Regions from separate parts of the Mus musculus genome. Here all the other regions are linked to region 1. Evidence: chromatin loops called from intact Hi-C (ENCODE). Cell type or tissue: left cerebral cortex. All regions are shown on one strand. Each heading gives the region's core, and the rest is flanking DNA. Links, peaks and the distances in the headings are about the cores only.

What was found. Hi-C counts contacts between places; a loop is a spot of excess contacts. Peaks named below come from ENCODE experiments on the same cell type or tissue, not always from the same donor. Only the 100,000 strongest peaks of a DNase experiment are listed, where the experiment ranks them.
Region 2: it touches region 1 in a loop (6-fold over the local background); 41 of 42 quality-filtered maps call a loop at or near these places.
Region 3: it touches region 1 in a loop (4-fold over the local background); 12 of 42 quality-filtered maps call a loop at or near these places.

Annotation. Positions count from the first base shown.
Region 1 is chr11:69,387,088-69,394,515 of GRCm38, forward strand. Cyb5d1 (cytochrome b5 domain containing 1) reads right to left here. Exons shown (of 4, transcript NM_001045525.2): 4 at 4,090-6,781. The coding sequence ends at 6,551. It overlaps Gm32483 (a long non-coding RNA gene), which reads left to right. Exons shown (of 2, transcript XR_003949707.1): 2 at 1-459. Among named protein-coding and RNA genes, the nearest start is that of Cyb5d1, 4.5 kb to the right of the region's middle. In left cerebral cortex, for the core only: CTCF peaks have their summits at 1,753 (motif pointing left), 3,492 (motif pointing left) and 3,692; DNase peaks (open chromatin) are centred at 2,639, 2,996 and 3,478; H3K27ac peaks cover 533 bases.
Region 2 is chr11:69,263,578-69,271,005 of GRCm38, forward strand. No RefSeq gene overlaps it. Among named protein-coding and RNA genes, the nearest start is that of Gm40039, 5.2 kb to the left of the region's middle. In left cerebral cortex, for the core only: CTCF peaks have their summits at 2,863, 3,915 (motif pointing right) and 6,175 (motif pointing right); DNase peaks (open chromatin) are centred at 2,500, 2,885, 3,972, 4,166 and 2 more places; H3K27ac peaks cover 1,612 bases.
Region 3 is chr11:69,319,992-69,327,419 of GRCm38, forward strand. It overlaps Cntrob (centrobin, centrosomal BRCA2 interacting protein), which reads right to left and starts at 3,882. Exons shown (of 19, transcript NM_172560.3): 1 at 2,699-3,882; 2 at 1,858-1,942; 3 at 1,365-1,428; 4 at 827-983. The coding sequence starts at 2,971. Trappc1 (trafficking protein particle complex 1) reads left to right here and starts at 3,995. Exons shown (of 5, transcript NM_001024206.2): 1 at 3,995-4,075; 2 at 4,167-4,265; 3 at 4,404-4,474; 4 at 4,833-4,971; 5 at 5,448-5,802. The coding sequence starts at 4,167. The coding sequence ends at 5,576. Kcnab3 (potassium voltage-gated channel, shaker-related subfamily, beta member 3) reads left to right here and starts at 6,267. Exons shown (of 14, transcript NM_010599.4): 1 at 6,267-6,932. The coding sequence starts at 6,691. In left cerebral cortex, for the core only: no CTCF peak of the experiment used is centred there; DNase peaks (open chromatin) are centred at 2,238, 3,923, 4,582 and 6,236; H3K4me3 peaks cover 3,369 bases; H3K27ac peaks cover 2,698 bases.

The DNA.
Region 1 (7,428 bases), core at 1,338-6,337:
AGTGGATGGACTGTTTCTGTCTTGCTTCAAGATGTTAAATATTTATTTTATGTATATGAGTCCACTGTAGCTGTACAGATAGATGGTTGTGAGCCTTCACATGGTTGCTGGGAATTGAATCTAGGACCTCTGCTTGCTCCAGTCAGCCTCACTCGCTCTGGCCCACAGATTTATTATTATAAGTATACTCAGACACACCAGAAGAGGGCTAGGGGGTGGCGCTATTTGGAAGTGTGGCCTTGTTGGAATAGGTATGTCACTGTGGCCGTGGGCTTTAAGACCCTCATCCTAGCTGCCTGGAAGTGAGTATTCTGCTAGCAGCCTTCAGATGAAGATGTAGAACTCTCAGCTCCTCCTGTACCATTTCTGCCTGGATGCTAACATATTTCCACCTTGATGATAATGGACTGGACCTCTGAACCTGTAAGCCAGCCCCAATTAAATGTTGTCCTTATAAGAGTTGCCTTGGTCATGGTGTCTGTTCACAGTAGTAAAGCCCTAAGAAAGACAGGCAGTTCATCAGTGCGCCTCTCACTTCCTATCCAGACTGTCAATCAGGGGAAGGAACTGGCTAGGAAGGGACACTTTGCTCTTGGGTTCATATGGACTTAAAGGTAGGAGTTGTACGGTAACTTCACGCTTCCTAAACTGTTTCTGATTTATTTTATATGTGTGAATTCCTTGTCTGCAAGGATGTATGCGCACCACTGTGTGCTAGTCCCCTCAGGCCAGAAGACAGCATCAAGTCCCCTGGAACTGCAGTTATGGATGCTTGTGAACTACCATTCGGGTCCTGGGAATTGAACCCTGGTCTTCTGCAAGGGCAGTAAGTGCTCTGAACTGCTGAGCCAGCTCCTCACACTAGTAATGTTCATTCCTGACATGAGCACTTCCTTGTTAAAATCCTGGGCCAGGCACTGTACGATTATTGGGCACACAGGGATGATCTGGGTGGACAGCTGAGTTCCCACTGAGCAGTATTCTCTGAGGGCACTAGATAGCACAGCTCTGGGCCAGGAAGACATGTGGTTGGAGCAGTCCCTTGACAGTCTTTTCTGACCCCATTTATCAGTGCCCCCTCATTTATTCACACTTGAGCTTTGTTTTATAGTGTTTCCTATGTGCTTACAGTACCCATGCCCAGTACTTTGCATATCTGTTTGGTCTCTGAGAGGAGGACCATTGGGTCCCTTAGGTTTCAGGCTCTGCTTTCTTGCACTCCTCATGCACTCTCGCTGACCTGTCATAGGATGCTGTTCTAGTAACAACACAACTGTGTGCTCTCCACTAGATCACCTTTGAATATGGATGCAGCAACCTTATCCAGATGTCATGCCTGGGCCTTATATAGTCTCCAGCCTAAATGAGCCAGAAACATTTGAGCCTTGGCTACAAGACACAACCAGATCAAAAAAACTCTAGGAGAGAGTTGGGTGTAGTGGCGCACACCTTTAATCCCAGCACTCGGGAGGCAGAGGCAGGAGGATTTCTGAGTTCGAGGCCAGCCTGGTCTACAAAGTGAGTTCCAGGACAGCCAGGGCTATACAGAGAAACCCTGTCTCGAAAAACCAAAAAAATTAGGAATTCCTGTTGAAGGAACACAGCAGATGTGATATGGGTTGACACCGATCATTAAGATGGTCCCAGGCAGGCTGGCGAGATGGCTCAGCAGTTGAGAGCACTGACTGCTCTTCCGAAAGTTCTGAGTTCAAATCCCAGCCACCACATGGTGGCTCACAACCATCCATAATGAGATCTGATGCCCTCTTCTGGAGTGTCTGAAGACAGCTGCTTTGTACTTACAGATTAAAAAAAAAAAAAAAAAAAAAAAAAAAGATGGTGCCAGACACCCTGTTTGTGACTTCTCAGGCTTTTAAAGTCCTGTTACTTTTGTATGAGTGCAACTGCTACTGTAGGCAGGGGTTTGGGCTCTTTGGGAAATCTGATGGAAAAAAAAATTTTTTTAAATAGCACACATGCGTGCACACATACACACACAGGCATATATATTTAGAAAGGTTCAAGATGGCCCGGGCTACTTGCCATGAGGTAGAGCCTTTTTCTAATTGGTATTTTACCTTCAAGGAATATATGCTTATTATCCCCAATGAAGTGTGTCACCACCAGTTTGTAGAAAACTGACAATTGGGTCCTTTGAAGGGGCTATGATTTGCTGAGGACAACTGCTCTTAACATTTTGTTCTTTACCCATCTCCTTCCAATACACACGAAACAGTTACCCCAAAAGGACTTATCCCTATACCCATATTCTCTGCTTTCCAGATCTCAGCTTGAAACATGAGTCACATATTCCTCATGTCAAATATCCAGTTTTAGAACAAGACAGCGCCTACTGAAAGGCCTCATAACAAAATAAGCAATGGGTATTAATAAACCAATTGGACATCTTGTTCCTCATATGTCTACCCCTCCTGCCCCTTCAATGGTCCCCTCACTCATTCACACATCAGCTTTGGTTTTCAGTGTACCTCTAGTACCTTAGACACAGCTAGCCAGGTGTCCTGGGTGTTGTTTTTGCCACCTTGACACCACCAGAGTTATCTAGGAAGAGGAGCGTCAGTTGAGAAGATGCCATAGTAGGGCATTTTAAAATGAATGACTGGTATTGGAAGCCCGAGTCCACTGGGAGTGGTGCCAGCCCTGAGCCAATTGCTTAACAAGCCACGGGGAACAAGCCAGGAAGCAGCAGTCTTCCATGGCTTCCAGCCTTGAGTTTCTGCCCTGGCTGCCCTTCATGGTGGATTACAACTGTAAGCTTAAAAAAACCCTTTCCTCCCCAGGTTGCTTTTGATCATAAGACACTGGGCACGGGGGTACATGCCTACAGACCCGGGACTCAGGAGGCTGAGACAGAAGGATGGGGAGTTTGATGCCAGCTTGGATTACATAGTGCGACTGTCTCAAAACCTGCCTAAGTCAGTACTTCGGCCCGACCAGTCGTCTTACCCAACACTGGAGCCTGAGGCTGCAGCTTGGAAGATGTACTCTTTCCCCTGTGAAGGCCAAAGGGGACTAAATCTAGCCCTGGCCCAAAACAAAACATGATATCCTCCTTTCATCTCTAAAGTACACCTCAGGCCACACCCACCCGCCCCTCTAACAATGCTTGGCTACTCAGCCCCAGCCCCAGCTGTGCACACAGCCCCGTTCCAAGCCCGCCACTCACCCCACCCAATAAATGACCTTTTAAAAAAGATTTTTTTCTTAAAATGTGTACATGTAGATTACAGAACAGTCAATGTTCTTAACCGCTGTGCCATCTCCCTAGCCCCGTATGTGACTTCTTAAAGTACTTATGTATTTATGGAAAAAAAATAAAATCAGGCATAAACTTTATGCTAACAGAGTGGTGGTCATGCAGGTTTTCTTCCTACTGCCCTCCCGGACCTCCCCTCTGTGGCCCCTTCTAACTTCTCCGACGTTGGTGTCACAGCCCTACTATCCTCAATCTTTAGTCATTAGAGCCACCTGGTGGTCATAGAGGAAATCACAAGCAGATTACCCACAACTGGTCTTTTTTTTTTTTTTTTGGTTTTTTGAGACAGGGTTTCTCTGTCTGTATAGCCCTGGCTGTCCTGGAACTCACTTTGTAGACCAGGCTGGCCTCGAACTCAGAAATCCACCTGCCTCTGCCTCCCAAGTGCTGGTATTAAAGGCGTACGCCACCACCGCCCGGCTCAACTGGTCATTTTTGAGTCCTTGGCTCTGTGGCAGGAAAGAAATAAAACCACGCCTGTAGGTTGAGACCACAGAATAGGGCCAGGCATGCTTCTGTCTCTCAGTCCCACCTTGCCTTCAAGACACATCAGACCCACTAGTTATTGCAGATGAATTCTGAGCTCATTCAGTCGTATTTATTGAGCAGCAGCTATGTGTTCAGCAATGAGAATACAGAAAGGAATGAGGTTTCTGCCCTCATGAGCTTACAATCTAGCAGCCAGCCAGCCATTTTCACCCAGTCTACACAGTTTGTTTTTTGTGGGTTTTGTTTTTGTTTGTTTTTTTGTTTTTTCAAGGCAAGGTTTCTCTGTGTAGCCCTGCCTATCCTGGAACTCACTCTGTAGACCAGGCTGGCCTTGAACTCAGAAATCTGCCTGCCTCTGCCTCCTGAGTGCTGGGATTAAAGGCGTGCTCCACCACTGCCCGGCTCTGTCTACACAGTTTTAAAGTGATAATAAGAACATAGAGAAAATGCATACTGCTAAAGTGGGGCCAAAAAAGACAAAGAAAAAAAACTGACTAGTTAGGATTCTCAAGGTGCAAAGCAGAAGGGTGTGGTGGGCTGAGAACAGCTTCTCTGCTAACTGAGGCAGGAGGAGACCTCACGGCTTGCAGGACAAGGACTGTGAGGGGGCGAGGAAGGCAGGGCCTGACTTGCGCAAGGCTTCTTGAATTTAGGGCTTTATTCCAAAAGCACGAGAAACCCACTGAAGATCCGAGGCAGAAAGTAAGATACTTAAGTTTGTGAAGGCAGAAGTAGAAAATGGGCATCAGGAAGTTTCCCAGTACCAAAGATGGTTATTCTGTTAGACAAAAGGACGGATTCCAAAGAGATGGAGCTGATGAGTGCTTGGGTATACAGGGAAAGGAGTGTGTGTCTAACAAGAAGTTGTGAACAGGCAAGTGACCTCTGAGTCCTGGCGAGCCAGGGCTACATAATGAGTCACACACCCCCGACATGAGACACACCCCCACCCCATCCCAGGAAAATAATCTACAAGTGGGATGTCCTGGAAAAGAGACAAGCTTGGTCAAATGAGCACACCCCAGAGCATTCCCTCAGGATGTCATGGAAGAAACGGCTTTGGCTCTCAAATAGTTTAAATAAGATCATTTATGAGCTTACTAAATATCACGATTGATGGATCCAAACAATTTATGGACTCTTAGGTTGCATGGGACTAAGTGAACGACTTCAGCATCAGCAGATTAAGAAATCGCTGAAATCCGGAGTTTGAGCCCCACCTCAGCTCAGCTTCCTACAGTCACCTTCTCAGAAGACAGTGTGTCCCACCCAGTGTCTCATGGAGGTCGTGGCACCGCACCCTGCGTCCCAGGCCACCACTGGGAAGATGCAAGCTCCTTGACTCTTACTTGCCTGTGGCTGCTGCAGGGATGTTCACTTACCAGTTACTATGTTGTTGTTTTGGTTTTGTTTTGAGACAGGTTTTCTCTGTGTAGCCCTGGCTGTCCTGGCATTTGTTCTGTAGGCCAGGCTGGCCTGGAAATCATGAAATCCACCTGTCTCTGCTCCCCGGTGCTGGGATTAAAGCCACCACGCCTGGCACTATTTGTCTGTTAGTCTTAATTCCCTTCCTCTGTTAGGGATAAAGGGAACCAGATGAAGTCAGTCACCATGAGAGCTGTGTGCCTCTCTTAGCTCCCCTCTTCTGACCCCAACAAACCTCTTTTAGGGTCACCATTTGACAAATCCAACTGTCTTCCTTGTTGTCTGTTAGTGGCAAGGCCTACTGGAAAAAAAAAGGTACCCATTTGTGGGTCCCTCACTACAATGTCTTGAGCTACAGGCCCTTTCTCCATTCTGGTTTTTCATAGAGTCAGGAAATACCTATCTTCTTGCACCCAAACAGTCAGAAATCCTATGATATCAACAAGGAAGTAGCCTCAGTTGCCAGTGCTTGGCTGAAATTTAGCCTTCCCTGCCTTTGTCTCTAGAGTACTCTCTTAACTCCCTTCAAACACAACAAATATTGAGTACACAATAGGCTGACATATCCCCATCAGGCAACAAGCCTAGGACAAGCTCACATTCCAAACACAGGGTTTGAGAGCAGCCGTCGGAAATGCGCGAGCACTAGGCAAGGCTACTGAGGATGCTCCTTTACACTGGAAAATGCCTGACTTTCAGAGCTCGGCAGGCTTGGGCACTGTGGCTCTGCCGTAACTGACAATGTGCACTTGTGCTACAGAACCTTGGGAAATTCCTAAGGAATTATCTGTGAAATAGATAATTAGTCTTAATTAAGAATAATGTAGTCACCTTATAGGATAGCTGAGTTGAACAGTGTAAAACTCCAGCAAAATCTCAATCCTAAATTAACTGCATTCACGTTTCCTGGGGCACCAACTAGTAAAGACCTTTAGAGAAGAAGTCAGCCACCCACCTATGATTGGTGATGCTAATTTCCAAATCCTGTCTTTGTAAATCTCACCTTCCTACATCACATTCTCACCTTTGCCAAAAAAGTTCTTCCATCCCTTCGTCACTGTGTCTCTAACTACTAAAAAGTTTTGCCTGAGCCTTACTTCCTCCTCATATTCCTGAGAGACTCTAGCTCTCTTACAGGGATTCTTTCTAGGACCCCTCTAATACTCTTTGAGCAAATCACCCATGAACAAAGGAGCCAGGGATAAGGCCCTTGCATGTCAGAAAGGCCCAAGAACCACGGACTGATTCTCAGAAGGGAACAGAGGTGTAGGCCAGGCCCCACAGACCCACACCTCTTTCCCTCAAGGCACAGAAAGAGGCAAACTCCAACATCTTGAGTCTACACGCACATCTCCTTTCCTAGAGCTCTGTGAGGTCATCATTGAAGTAGAGCAGTATTGCAGGTGTGTGAAGTTTACCATCCATGTTAAGATAGTCAAACTCTTCTTCCTCATCCCGGATCCCGTTTTCTTCCAGGGTTTGATCCATGTTCAAATTCTTCCCATCGTATTTCCATGTGTAGCTGGCAGCATGTGCATTATAGGGGAGATAGCGGTGTAGGATTTCCCACATTGATTCCTGAGCCCCCACCTGAAGAATACAGAAGTGTCCACCTCTAGAATTCTGCTTGGAACAGACACACAGATACACACACACACTCCAAAGGCCAGAAGGGTCCTTAAACCTAGATCTTTCAGGATTTGCTCTAAGGAAACTGGGAATAATAATAATAGAAGAGAATCAGTCGGGGCTGGTGAGATGGCTCAACAGATAAGAGCACCCGACTGTTCTTCTGAAGGTCCTGAGTTCAATTCCCAGCAACCACATGGTGGCTCACAACCATCCCTAACAAGATCTGGCGTCCTCTTCTGGAGTGTCTGAAGACAGCTACAGTGTACTTACATATAATAAATAAATAAATCTTAAAAAAAAAAAAAAAAAAAAAAAAAAGAAGAGAATCAGTCACCAGAAATGACAGAGCTTGAATCAGAGTGCCTCCATTACCAGATAGCACTCTTCAGGCATCCCACAGTCCCAGGTAAGGAAAGTTGATGCTACAGCATACTATAAAGACACCAAGTCCTATCACTTCTAACAAATAAATGACTCAATAGAGTCAAAGCTGGTGTCTCTCATTTACAATGGGTCCATAACAGCATATAAACCCTTCCAAGGACCACCACCAAGATGCTGGCCTAGAGCTATGAAGGAGACTGAGGGAGCTGTAATACAAACAT
Region 2 (7,428 bases), core at 1,480-6,479, 120 kb before region 1:
CACTATGGTACACATACACACACTCACACACACATACACACATACACACACACACACACACACACACACACACACTATGGCACACACAAATAACCAAAATTTAATCATAAAACTTTATGATCTCACCAACACATGTCATTTGAGGAGAGGTTGTTGTTGAGACAGTCTTTAGGTCTAGACAAGTCTGGTCTGTAACTCACTATGTAGCCTAGGCTAGTCTCAAATGTATGACCCTCCTGCACCGGCCTAGGGAGTTCTGGGATTCAAGACAAGTGTCTATGCCTGGCCTATTTCCCAATGACTGAGTAACGCATCTTTGATACACACACCACACACTTTCTCTTTCCCATGCTTTTCCAAGTCTGCCTAAGTTCCTCTGATATCTGGATTCAGACATATTGCGTTCGCTGATACTGTAGCGCTGTCAGATCGGCAGCTGTAACTCAGACTGGCCCAAACACAGCCTCGGAACAGTAAGATTCGTCCCAAAGATGGTCACTTTATCAATTACAGAAAACCACCACCTAGAGATTATATACTTAGTTTGTTTCTTTTGCTTTGCATTTCCATAGACACCCAAAGAACTAGCTACCAGGGAGTCTGAGCCAGCATTTCTAAACCACATCTGTCACCTTTGCCTTGGGTTGCAGATCACAGTGGTCATGTCTCAGTTTGCTTTGTATAGTACTTTGATAAACACTGTACCCAAGAGCAACTTGGGGAGGGAAGGGTTTATGTCAGCTTACATTTGTAGTCCATCATGCATGGAAGTCAGGCAAAAACCTGGAGGCAGGAGCTGAAGCAGACACTGCCGAGAGGGAACTCTGTAAACTGGCTTGCTCTCATGGCTTGCTCAGCCTGCTTTCTCATACCACACAGGACCACTTGCTCAGGGATGACCCCGCCCACAGTGAGCTGGGGCCTCCCATATCAATCATTCATGCCCTGTGAACAAGCCTGCAGGCCATCTGACAGGGGCATTTTCTCAGCTGGGGTTCTCCTCCCCCAGATGACTCTAGCTTGTGTCAAGTAGGTAAAATTAGCAAGACCAGGAGACTGGGCTGAGGTGTATCATCTGTTTCATCTTTCATCTTTCCCAAACCCCATGTTTTCCTGAGTTCGTATGGCTTGCCTAACTATAAAACTAATTTTAAAAATCTATATGGTTTGAATTTGAAAGTTTGATTCCAGCTCACATTTTGGACCCCTGCTTACCTGTTGGTGGTAATGTTTTTGAAGGCTGTAGACCAACTTTAGGAGGTAGGACCTAGATGTAGGTCACTGAAGGTGGGTTTTGGGGGGAGAAGGAGTATTAAGATAGGATCTCTACACAGCCCTGGCTGTCTTGGAACTTACTCTGTAGACCAGGCTTGTCTCGAACTCACAGACATCCATCCACTTGTCTCTGCCTCCCAAGTGCTGGAGGTCCCAAAGTCCTGTGCCACTGTGCTTGGCAGGAGTGGACTTTTGAAACAAACACCAGCAACTCCTCAAAAACTTGGTTAGTTACATAAAATGCAGAATTCTCCATCATGCGGCCAGTCTGTTCCTCTTGCCTTCTGCCTTACACCTGAGTGGATGAACTGACCCCCTTGGCTCCACAAAACTTCTGAGTCTGACTAGGAAGTGGGAGAATAGCTCTTGTGTTCCATCACTGTAGTGCACGGTCATTTAACAAGGGCCACTCTCAGCCAGGCGTGGTGGCGCACGCCTTTAATCCCAGCACTCAGGAGGCAGAGGCAGGCGGATTTCTGAGTTCGAGGCCAGCCTGGTCTACAAAGTGAGTTCCAGGGCAGCCAGGGCTATACAGAGAAACCCTGTCTCGAAAGAACCAAAAAAAAAAAAAAAAAAAAAAAGAAAAGAAAGAAAGAAAAGAAAACAAAAACAAACCAAGGGCCACTCTCTGAAGATGGCAGGACCAAATCTAGTGCAGAAAAGACCTCTTGTAGCTGTAGTCTAGAGACGCTGCAGCTCTGATTGGCTGTTACTCCATCCAGAAAAGAGGTCGGTTTCCTCACGTGATGAAGCCTGACCCCGTCACGTGATGAAGCCGGACCCTGGCTCCAGGCGTTATCCTCACCCTGTGTACTGTGGGTCCTCTGGTAAGTGAGTCTGTGTGTTCTTTTCTCGAGTCTTACTCTTGGGAACTATGTGAAAAATAAATAATTTTAATAACCACAGAACTAGGCTGGCTCAGTGGTTAAGAGCGCTGGCTGTTCTTCCAGAGGACCAGGATTCTATTCCTAATATCCACGTGGTGGCTTACAACCATCTGTAACTCCAGTTCCAGGGAATCTGACATCTTCTTCTGGTCTCCCTGGGCATCAAGCACTTGTGTGGTGCACAGATACACATATAGGCAAAGAACACATACATAATTTTTAAAATGTTAAATACAGAACTATGGGCTGCGATGTGTCTGCGGCAGAGCCTAGTATCACCCCAGGTTCCATCCTAGACCCCAAAACAAATCCTCTTGCTAAGGCCACTTCCATAATGTGTTGAGTTCTATGCCTCCAGCTGTGGGGGAGGGGTTTCCAGAAATGCTCTCTGCCTTGTAATTCCCTAGTGTTTTCCCAATTCCCAGAGGGCAAGTTCAACCCCACTATCTGCAGACCATCTCTCTGTCTTGGGAAATTTTAAAAACTAAAAAAAAAAAAAAAAAAGATGTATATCTTTAAGAATCACATTGCTGTAAAAGGACGGCATGGAACAGCAATTCCTCCCCTGTCTTCTCTCTTTCCTCTTCCAGTAAAAGAGACATTTCCCCCAAGTGTGCGCTCTGCCCCGCCCCCTCCTTTCTGTTGAAGAGGCAGCGAGCAAGCGCATCCTCTCTCCTCCCGCACCTGCAGTACTCAGTAATGGCCGCCTAGGAACTCAAATCAGTACACAGACTTCTTCCTCCTCCCCCACCCCCACACTCTGTATTATATTTAGTCCACCATGTGACTTACACATAGGCAGTCTCCCAGGATCCGGCACTTGGGTTGTTTTCACTGTGGCTGTGAGCGTCTCAGAGGTTTTCTGTCATGCTGCATAGATAAGCGAGTACCTTACAGTGTGTGCTTGTGCTGTCAAGGGGGAAGTGCAAGGTTATCAGGTTCTCTCAAATGACCATCGGAGTATGATGTCCAACCTTGGATCTGGGGTTCTTTGCCAGTCTATTAAGTAGGGAAAAATGGCATTACTGGTTTTTATCTTACATTTCTCTCTGAGTTTGTATTTCACTTCTGTTCATGTGTTTAAAAGTTCTTTAGTATTTATCTCCTCCCTCACCGTGTGTGTGCATGTCTGTCTGTTTGTCTGTCTGTGTCTAGATCCCTTCTTCTACAGTGTGGGTCCTAGAGGTCCAATTCAAGTCATAGGGCATGTTCTTACCCACTGAGCTATCCCCCTGGCCATTATTATTTTTTAAAAAGATACTGTTTATTCAATGTATATGAGTACACTGCAGCTGTCTTCAGACACACCAGAAGAGGGCATCAGACCCCATTACAGATGGTGGTAAGCCACCATGTAGTTGCTGGGAGTTGAACTCAGGACCTCTGGAGAAGCAATCAGTGCTTTTAACCACTGAGCCACCTCTCCAGCACTATTACTATTATTATTAACAACAGGGTCTCTCTATGTTGCCTAAGCTAATCTTGAACTCACAAGAGTTCCTTCTGCCTCTGAATGCTGGATTAAAGGTGTGCACTGTCATGCCCAGCCTAAGGTTTTTGTCTATTGTACTAAATTTAGTCATTTTATTTAATTTCTGGGTTTTTTGTTTGTTTGGTTGGTTGGTTGGTTTTTGGGTTTTGGAGGTGTTTTTGTTTTTTGTTTTCTGTTGTTTGGCTTTGTTTTGTTTTTAATTTACAAACAACGTGCCCTTGTAAAGATCTGCGTGACCACTAGAGGGGGAAACGACTCCAAGTTTAACAGAGGCAGCACCTCCCAACCTCGACCTTTCTCATCAAGTGTTAAGACTTTTCTTCTAGCCTCACTGTGTGTGACTGGGCACAAAGGCTTCTGCCCATACGGATTGCACACACTGGTGCCACAGCTCCCTCCTGGGTCCTGATGACCCTTCCCATGCCCTGTGAATACCTGGTAACTGAGCCGTGTGGGTCCTTCCTTTGCGGTCTCTGTACTTGGCTTGGACCCTGGGTGGTCAGGTCCTTTAGGAGTCTCTTCCTCGACCGCTCCTGCCTCTCGCTCAGACTCAGGGACTCTGAAGTCCATCTCATCCCCAGGCAGCTATCGACCGCCTGTCATGTCTGCTGCTTAAGCCACCGTTAGCCGGCTTCCTACACTTGACCTCTAATTGAATTTCCTTGGAAACTCAGTGACAAGATTGATTCCGCCTAATTGAGTCAGAGATGGACTCTGGGTGCCATTCATACTGTCCGTGTCTGCCTGGGGCTCTCTGGGCTGAGGCCCCCAGACTCTCACCATCTTCATCTCAGTAAGGAACCTTTTACTTTAAAGGATCCTGCGGCTCTTTTTGGGGGGAGGCAGGGATAGGGAGGCAGGCCTCAGTGATCAGAGGACAGGAGATGCTTGTTTCTAAATTTGCTTTGTGTTCTTGTTCAGGTGCAATTCTGAGGGAAACAAAACAACCCCAGACCAGAGCGGAAGTCCTGGCTTGCTCAAAAGCAAGTTCAGAGATGAGTACAATGTACAATGTCGTCTGGCTTCTAGGAAGTCGGCGACTTAAACTTTTCTTCTTCTCCTTCAGTGTTCCTGGTATGACTCAGTAACGCAAAGGCAAGTGAGGGAAATGTGGGGGCTGCTGGGCTGTCGATCGCACGGCACTAAGTTCCAGGTAGACAGCAGAGAGACGCTCTGGGTGCCGATGTGTGGTAGGGTGGTCACAGACTTTAACTACATATCCCGAAAAGCTAGAGAAAGAAGCGTGGGTTAACAACCGAGATCAAGAGCCCTTCCCCCACCCCTTGGGTTATTGGGATAAAGGTTAAAAATTGTCAGGAAAGAAAATGATGAAGTCTTTTACTGTGGGTCAAATCCTTGTCACAAGCACCCCGCACACATTCCCCCCCCCTTTCAAAAGATGAAATCTCTCTGGTGGGGTAAATGGGAGACCTTATTGATCGCTGTCAGACTTTTCCCAATGCCCTGCTGAAGCAGCAGCTGCCAAGGCCAAAGCCAAGCACCGATCCCAGGACCCACAGAGAGGAAGGCTGGAGCAGGAACCACAGAAGCCATCTCCTCAGTTCTTGAGTCCGCTGATACCGCGAGTGCTATCGCCACTTCTGCTGAAGGACCTGCGGCCATTTCCAGAGGCAGTGGGAGCTGACAATCAAGTCGCCTGAGTTATTTATCCTGCTGTGGCCACGGCAATCACTGACAGTGTTAAAAGCCCTTGTAGCTACCTGAGGGAGATTCAAAGCTGGACAATGACACTGGGAGGAGACTTTAAACCTGTTGCAGACATCCCACAGACACTTCCTTTCCATTGAGGGGAGCTAACATGGCTGTCTTGCCTACCACTCTAAGACTGGAGACTTTTGGGAGCCTCTGTCTACGCTGTGCCAGCTTCAGAGGACCCTCAGAGGACCAGATCCACTGCATCTTCAGATAGCCCCTCCTACAGGTGACAACCCAGTGAGGAAGAAGCCCCCATGACAGCTAGTAAAAGCACTGGCAGATGAAGGATGCTTCTCTAGCAGCCTGGGAGCCCTCCCTTCTATAAACTACCTAATTTCATCACAGAAGGGTTTTTCTAGTCATCTTTTGTCTTTATCACAGGTAGAACAGGTCAAACTAGTTGCATGAAGTACAGGCGATTCCTGGGGCGGCTAGTTCCAAGCACACTAGCACCCCGCCCCCAGAGGGGTACAGAAGAGCCCAGGCAAGAGCTGTGAGCAGAGACTTCCAAAAACAAGAGACTCCCGAAGACCAGAGGTAAGCCCTTGCCCCGGAAGCACTCATGGGTCCTGACAGCCATCAAGATGCTATCCAAAGCTGCAACACCAAGGACTGAGGGCCTAACAGAGCTAGAGTTACAGCACTGGCGAGCACGGAGCTGTAGCTCGATGAGAAAGGTGTTCTTAAACCCTCGGCATCTCCTTATAGATGCCGGCAGAACAGCTCCACAATTAAATGAAAGCAATCCTCTCCAAAGACAGTGACCATCTCACAGAGTAAAGAGAAACACTTCAGACACCTAGAACACCAGGGGGCGTATGTGAGGCGTTGGTTTCCTTTACCTGATACATCAGTCCTTCCGCAGACCAGTGTCCTCTGACTCAGTCCAGTTTTATCTGCAGATGGCATCAGATCCCGCAGGCGACTGACCCACCATACAGCATAGCTGAGCCTTCAGATTCACTGCCTGTAAATCCCCGAGAAGAAACGCTTACATAGAGAGAGAGACCCACTCACCGCAGAATCACAAGCAATGAGGATATCATGTGGTTTAAGATAAAGCAAAGTCTAACTACAGCAATCTGGAAGCCAGAAGGTGTGATTGATTAGCTAAGGATCCCATGCCTGAATCATGGTAACTGATTTAATATCATATACCAGGATCTGGGCATTTGTTTCATTCCCTAAATTTAAAATGACTTCCTATACCTCCCAGGCAGCTAGTTAGCTGGTTTAGGGCATCATCAAAGAAAATGAAGACGCTGAGTGTGATGGCACATGCCTGGGGCTCTAATACTGGAGATGGTCACACAGGCATCACAAATTTGAGGGCAGCCCACACTTCCTGAAGAGATTCTGTCAGAGGAAGAAGTGGAGGAGAAGGAGAGGAGGAGGAGGAGACAAAAAAAAAGTAAAGAGATAAAAGAACAGTAGAAAGTGGGGCTGGCTAACTCCATGCCAACCAGAAAACAACAGAGGAAGGGGAGGGCAATACCCCAGCTAGACACTATGTGCTAGCAAGGAAAGTCTCCATTACCAGGAGTGTTTACTTGTTTTTGACTTGTTGGCTAATGGGATCGCACAGACCTTCAAGAATCACAAACTATCACCAACCCTCTCATTTACCCCCCCCAAATATGACAGTAAGACCCTAATGATCAAATACACTGTATGAAATCTTTTTTTAAAAAAAATGTAAGAGTTGGAGAGTAGTTGGCTTAGTAGTTAAGAGCACGTGTAGGACCTGTGTTTAATTCCCAGCACCTACATGGTGTCTCACAACCATCTGTTAACTCCAGTTACAGGGAATCTCAGGTACACACACGGTACACATACATGCATGCAGGTAAGCACTCATACATTTAAAAAGGTATTTATGGGACTTAGCAATAAAATCATGGTGTTTTCCTAAAGGATAAAGAAAGAGGGATATCAATGGCAGACGCTCCGTCCGAGCTCACTGGTGCTGCACCTTGGTTCTCTGAGCATCCCCTAACACTTGTAAAACATGACAGCTTGCTTTCTTCCTTTTCTCTGATTATATCATTCTTCCTCCAA
Region 3 (7,428 bases), core at 1,480-6,479, 67 kb before region 1:
GCACGTGGGTGCTGCTCATCCTGAGTCTGACCACAGCGCTGACATTTCAGCATCCTTAGGGAGAAATGGGCTGGAGACAGAAAGCCTAGGTCCCCGAAACAGAACTGGTTTGAAAAGAAAGAATCAAGAGTTCTGGAGCCTTGAGACCCGGGGCCTCCAAATCCTTTCTCTTCCTAGGTCAGGAGGTGGCTGTGAGCTTCCAGGCGCTTCTCTTCCCTGGATTTCCGATCAACTGTTTCTTCACTGTGAAGTGTGCAAAGTTACTCCTGCTCTAAGGAGCTCACTGCACACAAGTGGAGAACCTTTCATTCATGGCCCAGCAGTTTAAAATAACGGGGAGAGTTCTAAAGCTGACAACCAGTGATCTGCCTTTTCTTTATTCTTCGTCATCTCTCTGTGCCCTCAGACATTAAGGGTCTTATGAAGAAAAAAAAAAAAAAAATCACCAATAGCTCTAAAGCTCTGTGCAAGCCAACAAAGCTCTTATCCATTTAAAAAGACACCATGGAAGGGGTTTCCTGTGCTAGGTGACAGCCAGCATTGAAAAGGACACAGCCCTGACTTTGGAGGAGCTTAGGTTGTAGAGGGAAGAACAGACAAGATGTTACCAGTGACAAGTTGTATGAGGGGAGTCGGGGATCTGAGAACTCTAAGCAGGAGTGTGTGGGGGAACATTAGACAGGCCAGTCCCTGAGGGCCTCTCTGAAGACGCCCGAGAGCACAGTGCTAGTCCCAGTCCTCAGGCTTATCCATCAGACTTGCTTCTCTACCCAAGGCCCCTCATTTCTAACCTTGCCACCTTCAGAAGCAAGCCTATGCCTCTCACCTTTCTGCGTGTAAGCTCTGCATCCAGTGCATCCCTCAGCCCCTGAAAATCTGGGGGGTTGGTGGGGGGGCCGGGCCGAAGGCTAGTGTAGCGGGGAAACAACTCTTCCAGTGCCGGGGCAGAGCTGGATGGAGACAGGTCTTGCAGAGGCCGGGTGCTGAGCAAGCCAGAGAGAGAATGTCAAGACTGGGCAAAACTTTGAGACCCACTGATCCTACTGTGGTATTCTATATAGCAGAGAACCAAAAAGTGGAGCCACCAACAGGACAGAGGATTCTCTGTGAGGTCCCTTCCTCCAACCACTCCCCTACAATGAGGCCTAATAACAGCAGATACAAGCTTACTCTTCTAGGAAAAAATGGGCTGAGGACAGAGAGAGCCAACGACTAGACAGCTACTGCCCAGGTTCCAGAAGGAAGAGAGAAAGAAGAAAAGCCAGCGACAAGATTCTAGATCTCTAGGAAGTGCACAGGAGGGGATGGGAAGTAGGGAGTGGGAGGAGAGCAAGTGGGGCCAGAACCACCCCAGGAGCACTCACTTGAGCAAGGTAGCTGTGCTATCACTGTCAAAGGAGTCCTCTTCCCGTCTCTCTGAACCAGTTCCTAGAATGAGGGCCCAAGAGACTCCAAAGTAAGAACCAAGTAGGAACAGCGGCCATTTAAAAAAAAAAAAAAAGAGGCCCTTCCAGTTCAGCTCTCCACTCCCCAAATCTTTTCCCAGAGAATGGGCACTTTTTCTTCTCGTCTTTTCTTTTCTTTTTTTTTTTTAAAGATTTATTTATTTATTTACTTATTTATTTATTTAATGTGAGTGTCTTCAGGCACATAAGAAAAGGGCACTGGATCTCATTGCAGATAGCTGTGAGCCACCATGTGCTTGCTGGGAATTGAACTCAGGACCTCTGGAAGAGCAGTCAGTGCTCTTAAGCGCTGAGCCATCGCTCCAGCCCTCTTCCAAGAGCTCCTGCTTACCTTCTCCTGCCCCTACACCTCAGCTTTCCTCTAGAGCGCTACATAGCTGAGCTGACTTACGATAGGCAGTATCACGGGAGGTATGGAGCATGGTCTGGAGCTGACCCCGAACACTTTCCATCTCAAAGATGTGCTTAGACCCATCCTAGGGGGGAGAAAAAAGAAAGCCCACAGAAGTGACATTTTAACCAGTGTCACCAGCATTCTACGCACTACCAGGATAGAATTTTCAAATGGGCCTTAGAACACTAAGGAAGGCACTCAAACCCGGCTTCACCTTGAACCCCAAACCCCAAATGTTTACAGAGGCCAGAAGGGGAGTAAGTGAATGAAGTAGCAGGTTTAAAACAAGGCTGGAGGGGGACTGCTGTCAACTGAGGAGCAGATGGCCTGTCTAAGCCTGGTGCAGCTGTGCCTACCGGATCCCACACTCTGGACTCTCGCCAGTCCGCACAGCAGGTATCCTTTCCTTTGGTACAACTATCTTCCTACACATGCATGTGCAGTGACTTGCATACCACAAAATCACAAGAATTTCGAGCTGACAGGATCTTCACGTGTGCTGCAGCTGTCCTTAAGTCTCCAGTTCTCACTTGGGTTCAAGAAACCTACTCCCCACTTCTAGGACACCAAGCTACTCTACAGGGGCAGGTGTCTGTCCAAACAAAAACATGCAAAAACAAAGCAAAACCCTAGGAACCGTCATAACTTCCCAAATTATAGGTTTATGCCATTCCCTCAAAAGTATCTTCTGTGAGAAAAAAGCATGAAAGCCCTGTGTGCTTGGAGGAGATCGTTTAAATCTAATTAATAGACGCAAGCCACAGCAAAGCTAACCTGAAAGCCCAGGAACCTAATGCTTTCTAACACCCGAGAGATCTCCAAGACGCACCTCTCTCACCTTTTTCTTCAAGTTGTTTTCCAATCCAACGGACAAGCTGCGACTCAGTTCTTGAGCCAAGCTGTCTAAGCCCTCGTTAGGAGGTGAGGAGGTGGGAGCTAGATACAGCTGGGCCCGGGCCGTGGCCTCAGCTTGGCGGCTGAGATGCAAAGAAGTATACAGTTGGGAGGTCACCTCGGAGGACACCTGGTTCAACCCAGGAGGCTCTGACGAATCGCTCAGGAGGTCCTCAGGTCGGAGAGGAGAACTGGGACTGGGGGCTGCTGTCGCCATGTACAGTGAAGAGACAACTGGACTCAGCAGGGGACTGGGAACTCCTGCCTCAGTTCTGAGAGGGGTCCAAACTTGTGGATAAGTTCACAAAGAAGAAAGATTTGGAAGGGAGGAAGACACTTTGGGTCCTCAACAAATGAGCTTTCTGGTTAGAGGAGTGTCCACTGACTCCAGAGACCATGGAGAGGGCAAACACATTCTTTCTCCCAACTCCTGGGAACGGTTAAAAGCGGATGTGCAAGGCAGAAAGTCAGGGGAATGGTCAGAAGACCTGCATGCAGGGAGACAGAACCGCTGCAGTTCCTTCCTCCTAACTAGGGTCCTGGAAATTGCAAATCAGTTTCGGCACGGGTTAACCATGGTTAGCTTTTTTTTTTCCCCACACTCAAAATGTGCAAACTGAAACAGACCTCAAACCAAAGCTGGCCCAATGTATGTCCCCCAATTGGTTTTAGTGAAGAAAGAGGCAAGACTTCAATGCCACAACACCCCCGTTTCGCCCTTTCTTCACCTGTCCCACCCAGAGTCGACTTCCTCGGATTTCCCCTCTAATCCTTCCTGATAAAAAAAAAGCCACAGCAGAGGTCCATAGAATTCCTCCCTATCCCACCCTAAGAAATCTCAATAAAAGGGGCGCGCGCGCGCACAGACATACACCCGGCAACCAGCCGCCTGGTATTCTCTACCGCAACCACCTGGCTCCGACTACTCTGAGCATGTCGGCCCTGGTTTCCCAAGATGAGGAGGACTGTCCCCCAAGCCCCATAACCTCCACAGAGAAAGACCAAAGGCCAACCTCCCTAGCGCGACACTAGCTTGCAAAACCGTTGGCAGCCTCCCGCCCACCGCTTGCAATCCCGCCTCCAACCGAATTACGTCACCCGCCCGCGAGACCAAGCTCCCCGCACATCACTGGGCTTCAGAGGCCCGGGAACGTGGGCACGCATGCGCGCGGCATCGGCGACCACGGATTGGCTTCAGGAGGGAGGCGGAGTCTAGTAAGACTATCGGGGCGGAGTTAAGGGTTCTTGAGGTTGCCGCTTACGACCCAGCTGGGCTTTATAAACCGGAAGTAGCTTGTCACCCTCTTTCAGAGCAATTCCGGTGAGTCCGGGGGTGGGGTTCCCACCTGGCTGAAGAATCAGGTTCTAGAGAGTTGGGTACCAGCCACTGAGCGAGGCTCTTTATCTTGCAGATGACTGTCCACAATCTGTACCTTTTTGACCGGAATGGAGTGTGTCTACACTACAGCGAGTGGCACCGCAAGAAGCAAGCAGGGATCCCTAAGGAAGAGGTGATCGGAGGGTCCCAGCGAATCCCCAAATGCACATAGTCCCAGTCCAGTCCTCTTCCTCCAAATCCCAAGTCCTTCCTATTCCCATCCTGTCCCCCCTCCATAACCGAGATCTAATTCTACCACCTCTCCCTCCAGGAGTACAAGCTGATGTATGGAATGCTCTTCTCCATTCGTTCGTTTGTCAGCAAGATGTCCCCGCTAGACATGTACGGTGGTTTTAGAGGGGTGTTGAAGGGAGGGCTAGCTAGCCAGCCTTGGGAACAGGAGATATTGTTTTGGAATGGAAGTGGCGTGTGGCCCCAAAGAGGGGAGGGTGTGTTTTAGAGAGGCTGAATCTGGATCGAGAATCTTGAAGCTGGCAGGAGCGGATACAGGAATGGTCTGAAAGTGGGGAGAGAGTGAAGGCAGTTGCAATTACATCGGGGGTGGGGATGACCGGAGGTGTTTTTACTCAATGAACCTGCTACAAACTATCTATATGAATAGGAAGGAGTTGACCTTGAGGGCATCACAAATATTTCTTTGGGAGTGATTTCACTCCTGTCTGAATACTCATTTCTGCAGGAAGGATGGCTTTCTGTCTTTCCAAACTAGCCGTTACAAACTCCATTACTACGAGACTCCCACTGGAATCAAGGTTGTCATGAATACTGACTTGGGCGTGGGCCCTATCCGAGATGTTCTACACCATATCTACAGTGCGGTCAGTGTCAGTAGAGGAACCCTTTTCCTCCTAGAGCCCTAGGAGTCCCTCGGGTTTTCTGCCCTTATCCTTCTGTATCACATCCCTGTTGAACTCAGTTTTCTCCAGAGCCTTTAGCTCCTTAAACAGTAATAGCTTCTCTAAGGGAGAGCTTGTGCAGGTTTTTGGGTTTTTTTTTTATAAATGATGTATTTCTTATTTTAATTATATGTATTGTGTAGAGGGTATGTGTGCACATGAGCACAAGTGTCTGTGGAGGACAGATCCTCTGGAGAATTACAGGCAGTTGTGAGCTGACCAACATGGGTGCTAGGCTCTGACTAACCTCTGCAAAAGCAGTAGTATGCTTTCTTAATTCCTGAGCTCTCTCCACCCCAACCCCACCCGTGTATTCTTATATTCTCGAGATTACACCATGTTTGAGATTGAAAATGAAAAGTGTCTCACATCAGGCTCACACACCCTCCTTTTCGCAGCTGTATGTGGAGTTTGTTGTGAAGAATCCTCTGTGCCCGCTGGGACAAACTGTGCAAAGTGAGCTCTTTCGATCCCGGCTAGACTCCTATGTCCGATCTTTGCCCTTCTTCTCTGCCAGAGCTGGCTGAAACATCTACCTCACCCCTCAGAAGAACCTGTGACTGCCTGGGCCCATCTCACTTGTTACATTGAGAGCCCTTCCATCTACCTGTCTCCGAGAGCTTTCCCCCGAAGGCCTACCACCCACTGCCTTCAAGTCATAAGAATGAAGCTCACAGGAGTCTACGCCAGTTTTATCCCTGCTTGACTCTGTGAGAAACACAGAATAAACTGAATAAACTTTTTGTCACCCTCTGCTGCCTGAGTGTGAGTTCCTGTGGCCCCTCCCAGTGTGACTCACACAAAAATGAGAACTAGGGTAGCCACACATCCCTGAAGCCTATAAAGAGGTTTTCCCAGCAGATTTCTCTCGAGCTGGATACTTTGTTGTGTTTTAGAATTTTAGCAGCAACCTTTGCTACCACTTGATAGATGTAGTACACACATCCTGTCTTACCTTTAGCTGTGACAATGTCTCCAAATCTAGTTTTCTCGGGGAACAAAAAACGCCCTCTCGAGTGCACACCACTGACCGGAATGAAAGCGGACACGATTCAAGTACAGAAAGTGAGAACCCCGTTCCTAAAACGGGATGTTCTGGGCAAGGCACACTGATTATTTAAGTTCTGGAGCTTCTGCAGGCGGAGCTTATGCAGATGAGCAGCGTGTTCTACTCAGAGGCAGGCGGCTCCATGCAGATGAAGGGGCGTGGCCTGAATGTTAATGAGCTGGGCTTGCTGCCGACGCGGCTGGGAGCACAGCGGTCCCGCAGCGGTTCCAGCTGAAGTGGCACCCGTCTTTTGCTACCCCTTGTTCCTGGGTAGCTATCCTTGAAGACCGTCCTCGACTTTTCTTTATCCTTACCCGTTTATCCTCCCAATCCCTTCATCACAGCTCCCAGCACCCGAATACCCACCACTCCGGGCGACCCCACGGTTTTCCTTTCCCACCGCAAGACCCGCGACCTCCAACAGCCCGCCCCCGCGGGCCCGATCCCGTTTGGCGGCTCTAGCTGCAGCCTTCTCAGCCTTCCCGCTCTCCCTGCGATCGCGCTATTACCACCACACCGGTGTCTGCCCTCGGACTTCCCGGCTCCCTCCTCCCGCTCCCTCGGAGCCCCCTCCCCCGCCCTGGCCATCCGGCATGCAGGTGTCTATCGCGTGTACCGAGCAGAACCTTCGCAGCCGGAGCAGTGAGGACCGTCTCTGTGGACCCCGGCCCGGTCCTGGGGGCGGTAATGGAGGGCCAGTGGGCGGAGGGCATGGGAACCCTCCGGGGGGTGGAGGACCGAGCTCGAAGTCACGAGCTGCAGTGGTCCCTAGACCCCCAGCACCTGCTGGGGCCCTTCGAGAGAGCACCGGCCGAGGCACTGGCATGAAATACAGGTATGGGGTGGCCGGGCAGCCTATCCATATGCTCCTCTTTTGGGACCCCTGAGGCTTTCTGGGTTAGCCGCCTAAGACCCCTTCAAACTTAGCTTAAAGGTCTGGCTCACCCCCCCCTCTTCTCTCTCACACGCACTCACTCTCTTCCTCTGTTAGTTCCCCCAACTTTGAAATCAAGTTTACCAAGGTTGACAGAGTCCTGTCATACCTAAACGATGCCCCTGAGTTGTCCTCCTTACCCGTAAAAAAGCGGGGAACGCCTGGATCTCCAGGCTGCTCCCCCCACCCCCTCCAATGGAGTGTCCTTGGGTTGGCGTCCTGGGGAGAGGAGGGAGGGAAACAGCATCTCACTCTGGCCGGTTGGGGCGCCTGACCCAGATATTGCCCCCACCAGCCCCGAAGCCAGTCTCCCTCAACCTTTCCAGGGTAGGATCAGGGCCCTAGAGAGGGAAGGGACATTTGAAAGGATGGACCACATCTTTCGCCCTCATGCTGT